2 separate regions of the Homo sapiens genome follow, and region 1 is linked to region 2. The links are chromatin loops, found by intact Hi-C in ENCODE. Cell type or tissue: Calu3. All regions are shown on one strand. Each heading gives the region's core, and the rest is flanking DNA. Links, peaks and the distances in the headings are about the cores only. Region 1 overlaps FMN1 (formin 1). Region 2 overlaps FMN1 (formin 1).

Region 1 (2,922 bases), core at 189-2,688, 79 kb after region 2:
GTCAGTTGTTGGTTTTTTTAAATTAACTCTTGGAATATCTTTTTCCATCCCTTTTCACTTTCAGCCTGTGTCCTTGAGTCTAAAATGACTATTATAGACAGCATATAGTTCCATCTTTTTTTATCCATTTAGCAATTTTATGTCTTTTGACTGAGAAATTTTCTCTATTTGCATTTAAAGTAATTACTGAGAGGCAAGAACTTATTATTGCTAATTTGTTCATTGTTTTGTAGCTTTTGTAGTTTTGTCTTTTTCTATATTGATGACTTTTGTGTTTTGTTTCTTACAGTGACTTGCTTTGATTCTTTTCTTTTTGTTGTTGTATCTCCTATAGGCATTTTCTTTGTTGTTACTATGAGACTTACATAAAACATTTTATAGGTATAATAATCTATTTTAAGCTAATTTCAATCACATATACAAATTCTACTCTTACTTCTCCACTCCCACACTTCATGTAATTGATATAACAAATTATATTTTTTCTATTGTGTATCCATTAACGTATTTTTATAATTATATTTGTTTTTAATATCTGGCAGACATAAATTCTATACCAGAGTTAAAAGTGATTTATCCGCATCATTATAGTATTCTGTATTTATCTGTATATATACCTTTATCTACAAGCTTTGCGCTTTCATATGCTTTTGTGTTGCTATGTCATGCCCTTTTCATTTCAACTTTAAAGGCTTTCCTGTATCATTTCTTGTAAGTCTAGTGGTCATGAACACCCTACACTTTTATTTATCTACGAACATCTATTTCTCTTTTGTTTCTGAAAGACAATTTTTTTCCTTTTTTTTTTTTTTTTTTGGGTGGGGAGGACTGAGTCTCACTCTGTCACCCAGGCTGGAGTGCAATGGCGCAATCTTGGCTCACTGCAACCTCCACCTCCCAGGTTCAAGCGATTCTCCTGCCTCAGCCTCCCAAGTAGCTGAGATTATAGGCGTCCCCTGCCATGCTGGGCTAATTTTTGTATTTTTAATATAGGTGGGGTTTCACCATGTGGGCCAGGCTGGTCTCAAACTCCTGACCTCAGGTGATCCACCCGCCTCGGCCTCTCAAAGGGCTAGAATTACAGGCATGAGCCACTGTATCTGGCCAAAAGACAATTTTTCTTTTTCTTTTTTTTTTTTTGAGACACAGTCTTGCTCTGTCGCCCAGACAGAGTGCAATGGCATGATCTCCACTCACTGCAACCTCTGCCTCCTGAGTTCAAGCGATTCTCCTCCCTCAGCCTCCTGAGTACCTGAGATTACAGGCACGCACCACCATGCCTGGCTAATTTTTTGTATTTTTAGTAGAGATGGGGTTTCACCATGTTGGGAAGGCTGGTCTCAAACTCCTGACCTTGTGAGTCACCTGCCTTACCCTTCCAAAGTGCTGGGATTACAGGCGTGAGCCACTGCACCCAGCCGATAGACAGTTTTTCTAGATATAGTTTTCTTACTTGGTAATTTTCTTTCATTGCTTTGAATATATTACCCTATATCCTTCTGGTCTGCAAGTTCATGCTGAGAAATCTTCTGATAGTCTTGTTGGGGTGCCCTTATATGAGTTGCTTTTCACCTCCTGCTTTCAAAATTCTCTTTTTTGTCTTTAACTTTTGACAGTTTGATTATAATGTGCTCAGTGTGGTCTTTTGAGTTCTTGTAATCGGGATCCATCGGGATTCTTCAATCTGAATGTTTATTTCTTCCGCCAGATATCTGACCATTATTTCTTCCAATATACTTTCCTCCCTTCCTACCTTCTCCTTCTGTAACTGTCACAATGTGTCTATTGATCTGCTTGACGGTGTTCCATACATCCCTTAGACTTTCTTTACTCTTTTTTTTTTTTGAGACGGAGTCTTGCTCTGTCACCCAGGCTGGAGTGCAATGGCGTGATCTTGGCTCACTGTAACCTCTGCCTCCCAGATTCAAGCGATTCGCCTGCCTCAGCCTGCTGAATAGCTGGGATTACAGGCGTGCGCCACCCCACACAGCTAATTTTTGTTCTTTTAGTAGAGATGAGGTTTCACCACGTTGGGCATGCTGGTCTTGAACTCCTGACCTCGTGATCTGCCCACCTCAGCCTCCCAAAGTGCTGGGATTACAGGCGTGAGCCACCGGCACCTAGCCTCCTCTTCGTTTTTTTCTTTTTGCTCCTCTAAATGGATCATTTCAAACGACCTCTCTTTATCTGATTCCTCCTTCTGCTTCATTAAGTCTGCTACTGAACCCCACTAGTGAGCTTTTAAATTTGGTTATTGTATTCTTTAGCCCCAATATTTGTTTGGTTCTTCATAATATTTTCTATTTCTTTGTTGATACTGTCATTTTGTTCATGTATCTTTTTCCTGAGCTCACTGAACATCTTTATGACATTTATTTTGAATTATTTGTCAAGTAATTCATATACATCTGTGTCTTTAGGATTGGTTTGATTTCTTTTGTTCCACTGGTTGGTCCATGCTCCCCTGTTTCTTTGTGTGCTTTGTTACTTTGTGTTGGGATGTGAAAAAGAAGTCACCATTCTCATTCTTTACAGACTGATTTCATACAGTGAAAGACCTTTGCCAATCAGCCCAGCTAGTGTCTCTGGGGGATTTTCAAGCCTTTTTCTGTGGATAAATATTCTCTGGACTTACGTATGTGAATTCCCAATTAGAGGGATTTTGGTTTTTCAGGAGCTCATAATCCCTGCTCTCTCTAGTGTCTGTCTATGGTACTGCAGTTTCTCTGGAGGTATAAGCTGTCCAGCTCCTTTTTGTTCTCATCTGCCCCCAAACATCTAGAGTATGTCAAGTCCCATGAACACACAGAGTCAAAGAAGGAAAAGGAGAAAGGAGAAAAGAGGAGGGGGAGTGGGAGGAAGAGGAGAAGGAGGAGGAGAAAGAAGGAAGGAAGGAGAAGAAAGAAGGAAAGGAAGGAAGGA
Region 2 (2,922 bases), core at 325-2,824:
ACTTTGGGAGGCCGAGGCGGGTGGATCGCCTGAGGTCAGGAGTTCGAGACCAGCCTGGCCAACATAGTGAAACCCCATGTCTACTAAAAATACAAAAAATTGGCCGGGTGTGGTGGTGGGCGCCTGTAATCCCAGCTACCTGGGAGGCTGAGGCAGAAGAATTGCTTGAACCCGGGAGGTGGAGGTTGCAGTGAGCCGAGATCGCACCACTGCACTCCAGCCTGGGCAATGAGGGTAAAACTCCACCTCAAAAAAAAAAACAAAAAACAAACAAAAAAAAGAGCTCGTTGTATTCAATTATAGATCTTTTCCCATTAAGATATTCCTTGGGACAGAGTGTAGGAGTATACAATTAATCTTAGTACTCTTGGTCTCTAACATAGAGCCTAACCTATAGCAGGCTCAGAATAAATCTTTGAATACACATTAAAAGGTGAACTAAGCTAGAGAGTACTGGCTATCTGGGTTCCACACTGGAATTACGTGGAGAGTAAAAAAAAAAAAAAAAAAAAAAAAAGAAAAAAGAAAGAAAATCTGATGCCTGGCCCCACCCTGAGAGATGCTGATGATGGGTCTAGAGTTGGGCCCGGGTATCAAGATTTTAAAAAATCTCCTAAGTGATTCTAGTATGCAAGAGAGTTGAGAACCACTGTTTTAGGACTTTCTTAGAACAGCTTCCTATGGCCATACCTTTACTTCCCTGTCATAAGATCCAGTTTCCCTCATATAAATTCCCTTTCTCTGAATAGACCAGAATTGTCTTGGGAGCCCTAGTAGAGAAGAGGCTAACACATTATCCCAAATGGGGATTTGCAAATTGCTTTTCCAAGGTACCAAAGAAGATTCTCAAGGTTTTAAATCTATTCATATTTATGTCTTTTCAACAAAAAGAATAAAATTCACAATATAAGCTGGCTGCTTTGCAGACGCAGGATTCTAAGAGCATTACAGCATGCAGGTAAATAGTACCCTGACATGCACATGGCAAAATTTTCTAGAAATAGAATAGCAATTAAAAATAAAGATGGAATCCAAGTACAAATGAGCCTCATTTCAAGTTAATTCTGCATATGTAAAAAGCAGATACTATTAACTGGGGTCAGCAAAGGGAAGTAGTTCATGGTTTTCTTCAGGCTACTTAGGTTATATTTACACAGTATAATTATACAGCAATGCATTTTTTGATAAGTCACTTATAAAATCCATCTCCTATAGTCACATAGCACACAAGTATTGGTATCTTTGCTCTCAAGATGGTACTTTGTCTGACAGCATTTCTTCCATCATATATGAGGTTCTGTAATGGCTGAGAGAGAAATCTGACTTCTCCTACTTCAATACAGACAACCTTTCATCATGGAGAAGGGAGCAATGGTCTCTGCACCAAGGGAACAGCAGCTGGAATGGAGTTCCTCTGACTCATAGACTGAGAATTTCCCTGCTGATTCTCAAGCTGGTTTGGCCACACTTTATGCATTCACCCTGCTTAACAGTCTTTTGTTGATGGTGTGGTAACAAGTGGCCTTACTCAGTAATAGAAAAAGCATGTTGAGATATCCCCCAAAGGCTCCTATGTGTGTTTCCTCTAGCTTTCCAGCAGGGAAAAAAGCTGCCTGCAACAACCCCACACTTATTTTTGTTTTACATCTTAAGTTAAATTTGAGAAATTAGAATAGGAATTATCTAAAAGACATGATACTTCCATGTTCACTAACCCTGATAAACAGAAGTTCCCTACTCATGCCAAAACTGTGAAGGAAGGAAATCTGTTAAGATTTCAAAGAAAGTGTGGAGTCTCATGCATACCAGCACATCACTTTCACTGACTAACCCCCAGAGGGCTGATAGGTAGCAAGTGATTGATGGGTGACATTCACTTGGCCCTAATTTTCCTATCTGAAAAGGAATGGAAAATATAACACAAGTTTCCAAGTTGCTACACTCATAAAACCAGGAGGGTGATCACCATCCACCTGTCCAGGTTGACCACAAATGTGAAATGCATGACCACATCTGCCTTACATGTATGTCATTTGTCAGTAAACACGGGCTAAGGAATTCCTTGAGCCCCATGAAGAGACAAAAAAGTTTGTCCTCAGAGAATTTACAAAAGCCAGAGTAACATTCAAGAATTTAAAATATTAAACTGGATTTGAAAGGTGATATGAAAGCTACAGGACAACTTTATCTACCGTGAGTATGTAACCACCATGGAAAGATGGGCTAATGAAATCACCAGAGCTGCCTGTGGTCAGCCAGGATGCCAGGGGCCGTGGGCCTCAGAGAAAGATTCATGGAATGAAGGATGTTTCAGGGCCACGTGTATGTGCGGCTGACAAAGCTTCCTACCTTTTTGGAAGAACTCCTCTAGTTTGTCCTTGAAAGGCTGGAGATACTCCTTTGGGGACTCCTTGCACACCACCACCATCTGTTTCTCACTTGCTGTGAAGAGAAATTTAGAATTAGACTTAGGAACACAGATTTGCTGAGCTCCTGCTATGGGCCAGGTACTGTGCTATGCACTTGGCTATCAATTGTGCACACTCCTTGTCAACCACTGTTGGTCCAAATTCCAGGATTGGGGGGCAGGGGGAACAAAACCCAGAAATAATAAACAAACCAACAAAAATAATTAGTTCATTCTACACCACTCTTGAGGAACAGGGCAATGTACAATCCTTCCATTTTTCTTCTAGAGATCCAGAAAAGTCTCTGACCTGGGATAGGTAAAGTATTCTGCTTGTGTTCTCCCAAAGATAAAGAGAGGCAAAAACTACTTGAGGATTAGTCTCACGAAATTAAGGGCCTCAGCCCTCCTCAGATTCACACTCCAAAAGTAGAGCTTGAAAAATATATTGCAGAAATTCTCAGGCACCCAAGTTGTCTAGAACTACCAACCTAGTGATTGGCCAGGGTGACACA

The links. Peaks named below come from ENCODE experiments on the same cell type or tissue, not always from the same donor. Only the 100,000 strongest peaks of a DNase experiment are listed, where the experiment ranks them.
Region 1: a loop joins it to region 2, with 3 times the contacts of the local background. A loop is called at or near these places in 20 of 110 quality-filtered maps.

Annotation. Positions count from the first base shown.
Region 1 is chr15:32,933,801-32,936,722 of GRCh38, forward strand. The region is part of intron 9 of FMN1 (formin 1); the gene reads right to left. Among named protein-coding and RNA genes, the nearest start is that of GREM1-AS1, 220 kb to the left of the region's middle. In Calu3, for the core only: no CTCF peak of the experiment used is centred there; no DNase peak of the experiment used is centred there.
Region 2 is chr15:32,854,666-32,857,587 of GRCh38, forward strand. It overlaps FMN1 (formin 1), which reads right to left. Exons shown (of 21, transcript NM_001277313.2): 17 at 2,350-2,442. Among named protein-coding and RNA genes, the nearest start is that of GREM1-AS1, 140 kb to the left of the region's middle. RefSeq lists an enhancer at 2,115-2,922. In Calu3, for the core only: no CTCF peak of the experiment used is centred there; a DNase peak (open chromatin) is centred at 1,436.